Regions from separate parts of the Mus musculus genome. Here region 1 is linked to region 2. A link is a loop called in an ENCODE intact Hi-C map of the cell type or tissue named here. Cell type or tissue: heart. All regions are shown on one strand.

Evidence for each region. A loop is a pair of places that touch in the nucleus more often than their neighbours do. Peaks named below come from ENCODE experiments on the same cell type or tissue, not always from the same donor. Only the 100,000 strongest peaks of a DNase experiment are listed, where the experiment ranks them.
Region 1: it touches region 2 in a loop (2.6-fold over the local background); 6 of 42 quality-filtered maps call a loop at or near these places.

What each region holds. Positions count from the first base shown.
Region 1 is chr2:157,537,757-157,542,756 of GRCm38, forward strand. No RefSeq gene overlaps it. Among named protein-coding and RNA genes, the nearest start is that of Gm14279, 17 kb to the left of the region's middle. In heart, no CTCF peak of the experiment used is centred here; a DNase peak (open chromatin) is centred at 2,555.
Region 2 is chr2:157,477,828-157,482,827 of GRCm38, forward strand. No RefSeq gene overlaps it. Among named protein-coding and RNA genes, the nearest start is that of Gm14279, 43 kb to the right of the region's middle. In heart, a CTCF peak has its summit at 2,502; no DNase peak of the experiment used is centred here; H3K4me3 peaks cover 471 bases; H3K27ac peaks cover 2,075 bases.

The sequences.
Region 1 (5,000 bases), 60 kb after region 2:
TGCCACCAGAGTGATCCTCTCAAATCACAGACCTGTCACTGGTGGAAAACCCTTCATGGTCCTACTGACTGTAGGACAGTGACCAGATGTCTTCACATGATATCATGAGGCCCTCCAGGGCCTGGGCTCTGCCTGCTTAGACACATGAATCTCATTTTCTTTCTTCCACTTTCCAGGACCACAAGAGTCTTGAAATTCTCTTGTTCTGATGGTGTCCTTCATGTGCTGTTCCCTCTGCCTACAGTGTCTTTCTGGTTCTCTTTACATCTGTCTGCTCATTTTAAAGAAGTCAGACCAATAATCTAACCTGGGATATTCTGTGCCATACAAATGTCCTACTATTGCAGTTCCCATATGGTATTGTAATGGTCCACTTATGTGTCATGTAGTGTAGTATTGTTTTATGCATTGCTTGATGGTCAGCCTGCTCCTTGTCAAGTTTTGCTTTGGTGTGTAACAAGCTGCCCCAACCTTCCATGGCATGCAAATGTACATGTAAAGGCTCTGAGGCTTACAGGGCTGTGTAGAGTGCCAACTGCATGAGATGGCAGCAGGGCTGCAGTCCTCTGGAGGCTTGATGGGACTTAGTGTCCAAGAGGCTCAGCAGGACCAGGCACGTCCTCGAGCTACCTCCACATGTCCACTATGTGGGCTGCTGTTGATGACCCTGTGTCAGCAATTCCAGAGCATCCTTTCTGCCACATGGTGTTTGGGCAAAGAGGCCACTAACGCCAGCCTCCTCCCTCAGGAAGAACCTTCCCCACAGTGGAGGCATGCACACAGAAGGTGGGCAGGGACAGTGAGCACCTCTGCAGGCTGGACAATGGGCTCTGACATTCTCCTGAGTTCTGAGGAGGACATGGATGTCACCAGAGCTTCAAAGTCTTTTGAAACCCACAACAGGGAAGGCATCTGGCTAACAGCTGGGTATTAGGAGGAAATCAAGGATAGGCACAGAGTTGCTCAGCCAGCAAAGTGCTTACTGTAGACTTGAGGACCTGAGCTGGACCTCCAGCACCCTCCAAGGCTGGGTAAGGGAGTACTGGTCTGTGATCCCAGCGTCAGCAGGGTGAAGATGGATAGATCCTGGTGGCTCTCGGCCTAGGCTGTGAGAGACTCTGTATGAAAATACCCAAGGTAGGTGGCTTCTAAAAAACACTGCTTCAGGTTAACCCTTAGCTCGGGTGCATGTGCTAACACACACTAAAAGGTAAATTAATTTTAAAAGGGATGAACATGAACAACCTCTTTCTGCCCAAATGGAAATGTTTGACTGACCAATGGGAGAGGAACCCTATGGAGACAGGAGGACCTTACCTAGATCTTCTCAGGCCAGAATGGTCACTGGATGACCAATGGCTCCTAGCATGGTCTAGAAGACCAAGGGTCCTGCTGCAAGGTGACTGGTCAGGGCCTGCTGTTTGCCCAGCAAGCAGGCAATAAGGAAAGCACAGGGCAGTGCTGTGGGCTGCCTGCCGTCAGGGGGACAACAGTGGCTGGAGGAAATAACCCAGCCAGGTGCACATCTCTAGGGCCAGAGCAAACGATCCCACAGATGAGCTGTGGGGAGAAGGGCAGGCATGGTGGTGAGAAAGAGACTGGAAGTGGATGGAGGATAGTTAGGGGAAGTCTGGCTGTTTGAGCAGGATGGGGTGAAGATGTGTGGTGAGCCTAAACTCAGTAGCTGTCTGGGGAGGCTCCTCTCCATGGCTGCTCCTGGGTTATCTTCCACCTAACATTCTCCCTCTGCACAGCTGGCTCTGGGCCTCCAGCTCTTTTCCATCCTCACTGGAATTCACCTTCTATTATGGAACCTGCCTTTGCTGACCATCGCTGCCTGGCCAGGTTCGAGCTGCTTCATAGGAGCACTGGGCCAGAATTCTGGGACTCACACCTTGACGGGGATATACCTGCCTGGTTCTGGTACTGGCCCTGGGCTAAGCATTTTTGGGGGCACTTTTTCTTTGGATCTTGTAACATGCTGAGGTGGGCCCTGCTGTCTGGTTCCTGGAGGCTGCTGAAGGATGTGACCAGAGGTCCTTGAGTGCCTCCTGCACAGGCTCTGACAGCCATGCCTTTTTTGAAAATAAGGTCTCACTATGGAACCCACTTTGGTCTCCAACTCACATTTCCCCTGCTTTAGTCTCCAGAGTATGGTGTCTTTGTTATGATCTTGAGGGATGTGAAACACTGGCACTCTCCAAATCCACCGGTGCTATGTAGGGAGAAGCAGGAGGCCTAAGGGAGAGAGCTGGCCGACATGGACACGGAGTGGAAGGCAGGAAGGAAAAGCCTCTAGCCTCTCACCCCGTGAGGGACTCCACTCCTTAAAGCTGTCCCCCAGGTCTAAAACTTCCTGTGTTAGGAAAGGTGCTTTAGAAAGAACATCCCATCTAAGAGCAGCTAAGAGCAAGAACATTTATTCGAGTGTGAACAATCCAGAAGTCAGCGATTGCAGTTACGCTGGCTCCGAGTCAGCCGTCTCCTCCCCTCCGGATCACAAGCTGGCTGTCAGGGTTCCAAGCTTCATGTTTTCACCCAGCAGCGGCACTAGACAGAAAGGGAAAGGAGGCCAAGAGAGCTACCAGCACATCTCTTCGAGGGAGCAAAGTGGGGCCCTGAAGCTACCCTTGTAAGTCCCACGACATGGAAATGAACTCACAAGTCTCAAAACTGTACCGGCTACGCCCTTTTCTTATCTGTAAGACTGACTACGCCCCACGTGATGGACTAAGCTTTAGGGCCTTTGAGAGCTAGCTACCCCCTAAGAATGCCATGCCCACACACTGTTTCAAGTTCCATTCTGGTTACCGCTGACTTGGAAGGAATCTATTTGTCTCTTTCTTCCTCGGTCCACCGTTGGTCCGCAGCTGCTCCATTTTCTCTGCTCCCACCCTTCCCCCATGGCCACATTAGGATGCTCAGGAACACTGACCTTCTACAGCCCTGGGGTTCACTCAATGCAAACACTATCGACAGCAGAATTCTGTATTTCCTGTGGGCGCCTGGATACATATTTACAAGTTTTTAGAAAGGTCTAGGAAAGTACACACCAAGCCCATCCCCGCGGTTGCCACAGGGGACGGGGAAGGGAACGGGATGGAAGCAGGTGGCCAGAAGGGACCAGCAGCTCCAGCAGTGGTGTTCTGGTTCTTAAAAAGGAGCATGGATTCATGTTTCGCTTGTGTCATTAAACTTTAATTTGAAAAAATTCCCATTCATTTTCAGCCAATTACGCTGGCCCTGTGCTGGCTGTGCTTGCGAGTTTGTGCCCAGGGAGGGAGAACATTTACTTTGTGTGTGTCTGTGAATGAAGTGCAGCGATTAGAAAGTAGATTAAAAAGAAATGTAGCAAACAAAAGCCAAACAAAACGGGCGGGGAGTAGAGAAAACTCATTCATGACAATAATGGAAACCAAAGAAATCAACCCAGGAGGAAAGCCACAAGTTTCTGAGGAAAAAGCAGTGTGTGTGTGTGTGTGTGTGTGTGTGTGTGTGTGTGTGTGTGTGTGTGACATGTAGTGAGCGGCTGGACAAACAGAGTTCTGCCTCGTCCCTGCAGTGAACGGCACAGTATTATACTGATGTCAGTTTCCCCCAAATTAATCTCGGAATTCACAGTATCTGACAAGCAGCTTTCAGAGTCTGTGTGGAGAGAGGAGCAGGCTGAGGCAGCTGGGAGGAAGCATAGTGAAATGTGGCATTTTACTTCACAGATATCACAAGGTGGTAAAGAGTAATGACAAATTAAAGTCTGCTACTGACAGGAATAAACAGATTAGTTAAAAAAAAAAAACCTAAACAAAACCAAACCAAAACCCCAGATAACCAGGGGCCTCCAAGTCCCCTAGCTGTGCGGCTTCACTCTAGGGAGAGCGGAGACAGGATGAATGTGCTGACCCGTTCTATTGTGCTCCGATAATTGGCTGTCCGTTTTGAGAAAGGCTAGACACTGTCTCAATTCTATCATAGAAATATATTCCAGATGCAAGAAAGAGCCAAGAACAAACCTGTGAAACCATTAGAGGAGAATAAGGGCTCTATCTCAATCAAACATGATATATATTCAACAAGGAACAGTGGAGACAGAGGAGACGCATTTGATTGAAACTGGCAACTTCTGTCTAAGGCAAGGTTCTACAGTGAGCTGAGAGCAACAGACACGCTCAGAGAAACATTTGTCCAAAAGCACAAAAGCTTACTATCTGGATTACATCAGGACATTCTACAGGTCAATGAGCTGAAGAGCTCGAGAAAAATTGACAGTTCGGAGCGGGAATAATACAGACGCCCAGTGTACACATGAAAAGCTCACTGGCAAACAGGAAAAGACAAATTTAAAAAGGGATTTAACTTTTTCACCCATCCAATTGGCAAATACTGAGGACTGCTCACAGTGTAGAGATTAAAGTCTCGAGGCCTCTGGCTAGATCCTTGTCTGGTTCAGAAACCATGGCGGGCAATGGTGACGTCTGCTAAAAGTGAAAACGTGCAGACCCAGCATCCTATTTCTCCTTCACTGCCAAGAGAAGGTTGCTCAAAACAGAGTAGAGTCAGAGCCAACTGATGGAGGAGGAGAACTGAGGGAATGAACGGGTGCTTCTCTGTTAAAGAGCAAGAATGTCAGGGACCAGCATGGCTGTGTTGTAAAGATACTAGAGGGAGTCAAGATGCAGCCTCAGGCAAGCTCTCAGCATGGGGAACTCTTTCAAAGCACCCATGCCCAAGAAGCAGATCCACAAACCTGTGGAGGGATGGGATGCAGGACTCTGGTACAGGAGACAGCAGCTGGGCTCACATCACTCCACCTCTAACAGGGAGAATGTCTTCATGCTTTGCTTCCTTAATTAAAGTGTCATTTGGAGAGATTCTAATTTGTTTTCAGCTAATTATGCCAGCTCTGTATTTAGTGGTGCTTGTGTGTTTGAGCCCAGGGAGAAAGAATGTTTACTTTGTGTGTGTGCAGAGCAAGCTCTCAGATCAGTGAAAGGTTGGGATGG
Region 2 (5,000 bases):
CATGAGCTTGTGGGCCTTCTCCCTTCTCCTCACCCTGCTGTAATTGTCTGCAGCCTCCAGGAACACCAACCCAGCCTCCTCTACCCCCCAGAGCCCCTTCTTGCTCCTCCTCCTTGCCCAACAACCCTGTCCCTACTTCAGGGCTCAGCACCCTCTCTGAAGGAACCACTCTGGTATCTGTCACCCAAGTCCAGGTCTCCCAACACTCCTAATTTACACTAAGCAACCCCACTTTTGTGTTGGTCTTGCCTACAGACCCCTAGTATAGCCCCGACCACCTCACTCAGAACCCCAACTTGATTGACATACCCTCTATGTCCTATTTATGAGTCCTCCCTAATAGATCCTGCCTCCCCTCTGGGGCCCAGCTTCCCTGACACCTGTCACCTGCCTGGTACAGGGGCTACCCGTGGTCTCCCTTCACCAGGCTATCGGGCTATTCAACAACTGACTAGTGTCTGTTGGGGCAGCCCCGAGAGGTAGATAATTGGCTTGGGCTGGAGAGGCCACACAGCACGTGTTCTGCCTCACTCTCCTCATCTGCATCTCCCAATGTCCTCTGCTTCCCTTCCCTTCTCTGCGTCCATCCTTGGGGTGTGTCTGGTGTCTGAGGGAGGTTCTGTGAGCTCTGGCCCCAGACAGAAGATTGGAGTCTGTCACCTCTGGGTGTTGGACTTTCTCTCTGTGGGTCAGTATACATATAGCTTACATGTGTCAATGGGCATGCATCTGGCACTCCATGCATTGGGGTGTAGACCCAGCTGGCCTTATTTGCCCATCTTTATGTGGGTCACTGGTCATTCTGTCAGTGTAAGTGGTGACTTGGGTGTCTGTGTTCTGTCTGGGTGGTGAGGTGTCTTCCTTTTCTCTGTGGTGAACTCACCACCCTGCTGTCCTGCCTACTCCTTCCCTGTGGCCTTCTTCCTTGTAGCCCCTCTCCTGGGGACTTTGCTAGGGCTTGCATGTCAATGTCTGTGCCTGGCGGCCTCTCAGGCAGTGAAGTGCGTCATAGCTCTGACTGAGATGGCTGAGCGTGGGCTCAGCTTGCGTGCATGCGTCATCCTGAGCCCTGGTGGAGTTGGGGGGGGGGTCTCGCCTCGCCTTGAAGCTCCCACTCTACCAGCTCTCTAGCTCCCTCCCTACCTCCCTCCCTCCCTTTCTCCCTCTTTCCTAAGCTTTCTTCTTCCTTCCAGCCTTTGTCTGTTCCCTGTTGCTTCTCCCCGTAGCTCCTCACTCTGCCCCCTTCCCCTCTGGTTACCTCTGCTGCAGAGCCAGTGTTGGAAGAACTTTTGGGGTTCATCTGAATATTCCATCCAGTCCCACAGGGATGGAACTGCTTGGGGCTTCTCGTGGACTTTTTTTCTTTTCTTCACCTGTTCTCCCTAAGGTCTCTAGGGCACCCCATCACAGAATGCAGTTCCCAGTACTAACCACATGTACGGGAAGACACCAGCTTTCCTTGGCCAGCTGCTCGTCCTGGTCTCCAGCCTCTTCTGCCACTAGCCCTTGTTTTCCTCTGCCCAACCTTTACTTAAATGTGATGAGCTGCTTCTACCTCAGGACCTTCATGCATACGGTTCTCCCTGCCTGGAACCAGTTGCCAGAGGCTTGCCTGCTCTCACTGCCTCCTTTAGGTCTCTGCTCCTGTGTCTCCTCTTCAGAGAGGCCTTCCCTGGGGTCCTGCTGTCCTTAGCAAGACACCCTTTGTCTGACTTCACAGCTGTCAAATAATGGGGTCCCCTTTAGGTGTAGCCTCTGTGTCTCTTCCTTACATGTTGCCTCCCCCCTAGCCCCCACTGGTTCTCAACCTCCAGTCTGTCCCTCCAGGTTTTGTTCTCCTCAGGGACAACCTGCTTCCTAGCTCCCTGAGCCTCCACCTGTCCAAGCCTCAGGGCCTCCGCACTTTCTGTGATACTGCCGCCCTCTTGCCCCTACTTTTTGAATTCCAATGTATTTTGCTATTTCTTTTTTTAATTAAAAACTTTGAAATCCAGATGAAATCCATACAACCTGTAATCACCTTCTGGAAGAGAGTGTTCCTAGTGTGTGGGGACACCGCCACTCGCCTGTCCCCCTCCCTGTCTGTCCCCCATCAGCACACTGGCCGTTGGACGTACCATGTGACTCTGGTGGGTTCAGGCTCTCCCCCGTGGGAGACTGGGAGTTTCCTGATTCACTCCTTATCAAGAGGACCATGACCTTTGCTATTTTTAGCAGCCACACTCTGGCCGGGATGATCCAGGTCACCCAGGCTGGCTGTGGACTGTGGCCCTCTGAGTCAGTGGCTCACAGTCTCCTTTCCTGGCTGACACTGCTGCACTCCCAAGCATCACTGCTGCTCTTTGATGGTCTCTCCCGCTACCCTTGGCTGGCCACCTAGCCCCCATCTCTCTGTCACCCTCTCTAGACACCAGCTCTTCCTCAGTCCCCTCGGTTTGTCCCTCCTCTGCTTCAGTCCACTCTGTCCCTTGGAGCTCTGGGGTGGGTGCAGTTCAGGCCTTAGCCTTTTGGTGGCATACGTTCCACACCTCACTCTCCTTTGTCACCAGCTGGGATGGCATGTCACCACCATACGATGGGCAGTCACACACCTTGCCCTCAGGACCATTGTACCTGACACCTTCCCTGGCCATAGGGTCAGGCCTGACCCTCCTTGGGCTGTCGTCTGGCTGCAAGTCCCCTCCCCAGACCTGTGAATGGTTCCGATGCTTCGGGTCTCTTAACTGTCTGACACCTACGCGCTTAGCATCCTCCCTCTGAGGTATCCCTGGGGAAGAGCTTCAAGAACAGCCTCCACCAGGCTGTGTGCTGGAAGCGTCCGCAAGTCCATCGGAGTCCCATGAACCAAGTAGTGTTCAAGTGCCAAGAGGGGCTCTCCTTCAGCACCTGTGGAGAAAAGGGGCGTGTCCCGTGCCAGCCCTCCTGAGGGACATGTCCCAGGCCAGCCCTCCTCAGTGTCTGCCCCCTTTCTCATGTCTTAGTGTTAGCTGGATGGCTCTGGACATGAGTGAGCACCAGAGATGCATGTGTGCACAGGAGATGCTGCTGGAGAAGATAGGTCTCTCTTCTCTCAGTAGGACTGTCTATCTGCCTGTCCATAGGACTGTACTGTTTTCTTATCTGCTCTAGTCCTCCGGACTCTTTTGATATTTAAGGGGGAGAGTCGAGGGGGTGTTGTGTGGGAGTCCCTCTGGCCTTCTCCAGGGGATCTTGTTTTTCTTCTCTGGGAGCCAGGCTTTTATCTTTCCTTCAGTGTGTGTGTGTGTGTGTGTGTGTGTGTGTGTGTGTGTGTGTGTTCACAAGTGCTTCTTCCCTCGATTTCCTCTGTATATATAAAGCACTGCTTGGGAGGGCTGCTGTACCATGTCCCCTTCCATGGCTCTCGGGCCCCTACCCTCCGCACCTGCATGTCCCCATTCTTCCCTCCTGGTTCTTGGTGTGCGGGCTGAGCTGTCAGCACCTTTCCTTGCCCTGTCTTCAGTCTCTCTCTCTCTCTCTCTCTCTCTCTCTCTCTCTCTCTCTGCTGCCTGTTCTTCCTTCTCCTCTTGGCCTATCTCCTTCCAGCTCATTTTTTCCAGATGTGCCACATCTGACTGTTCATGCCTCATGGGTCTCCACTCATTTCCCCAGTCAGGCTCTGCTCCTCTTCATCCAGCGATGCTGGCTCGTGTGTGTGTGTGTGTGTGTGTGTGGCTTGCCACCCGTGCCCTCCCACACTGTGTACTTCTGCTCTTGCAAGTTTGAGTAGTCCTGGACATGGCAAACAGCTCTCAGCACCTTCTTCTTTCTGCCCGCCCTGCCCTCCCCCTGGGGCTCTAGGACTGGCTTCCAGAGGACCCTTGCCTGCCTTGCCCCTGGCTCAGACTAGACTTAATACCACAGTTGAGCCTGAACTCCAAAGGAGCAGGCTGCAGCCTAACCTAACTCAGAAGCCTGTACAGAGGACAGGTGATGGATCAACACTTTGTGGACTGAGTGCTACAGTCATGGGGTCCAGGGCTCTTGGCCTTGTTGGTGTACGTCCCTCCGTCTAATCCTCCCATACCTGTGTGCTCTTATGCAGGTATGTGTGTACACTGGTGTGTGTGGGGGGGGGGGGGGGCTCCCGTCTCTGGGTTTCTCTAGCTTCACTTTGTTCTGCACCCCTTTTCTTTCCAGGAAAACATGGAACATGTAGGAGATACAGGGAGCAAGCCAGAAGATCCTAGTGCCCCCTTTCCCAGGGCGATGGTCCCTGAGAGTGTCCGCAGCATCAGCTGACAGTGCAGGCCCAGGGCTGTATGTGCTCTGCTCCCAGCTGCCTGCCCCTCCGCCTTGTCTCAGGCTTTCTTATTATCTGCCCAGGACTCTGTCCCTCTCCACCTCTGTCACTACCACTGGTCTCTCCCTGCCCCAGTCTGCTTCTGCCCTGCGTCCCTCCTCAGTCACTTCTTCATTCGAGTTTCACTGAATCTGACCGCCACTCTGGAGTCCTCTTAGGACACTGGAGTGCTCCTGTCTCTCTGTCTTTTGGTCACCTTCTGCTTGTCTTTCTTCTGCCTCCCTGTCCCACTGAAGCCCTTTCCCACTTCCGTTGTGTGTGCCCCTTACGTGCGTCCTTTCTGTAGCTGCCTCCCCACGTGCTCTCCCTATCTCCATGTGGTACTCATAGGTACTTTTGCTATTCAAAAACTAGAACACAATTTTCTCCTGAATTGTCAGCCCTGAGCACAAAAGGCTTTGTTACCTCGGTAATAAGAAAAGCCAACACAAATCCCGGACGTCACCGTCATGAGGGTGACCTGATCCTATTGTACTGTTGTTACTAAGTTGTGCAAGGTTGGGGTGGTATACTGGTGTGTCTGTTTGTCCCTCCCCAGCCTTCCCTCCCTGCTGCACCTCTCTCCGCCACCCTTTTTCTCCCTTAGAGATTTCTGGAATTTCACTCTCTGCTCATGCTGTGAGCCTAAAGGATGATGATAATAATGATGATGTGTCTGTCTGTCCGTCTATCTGCTTCT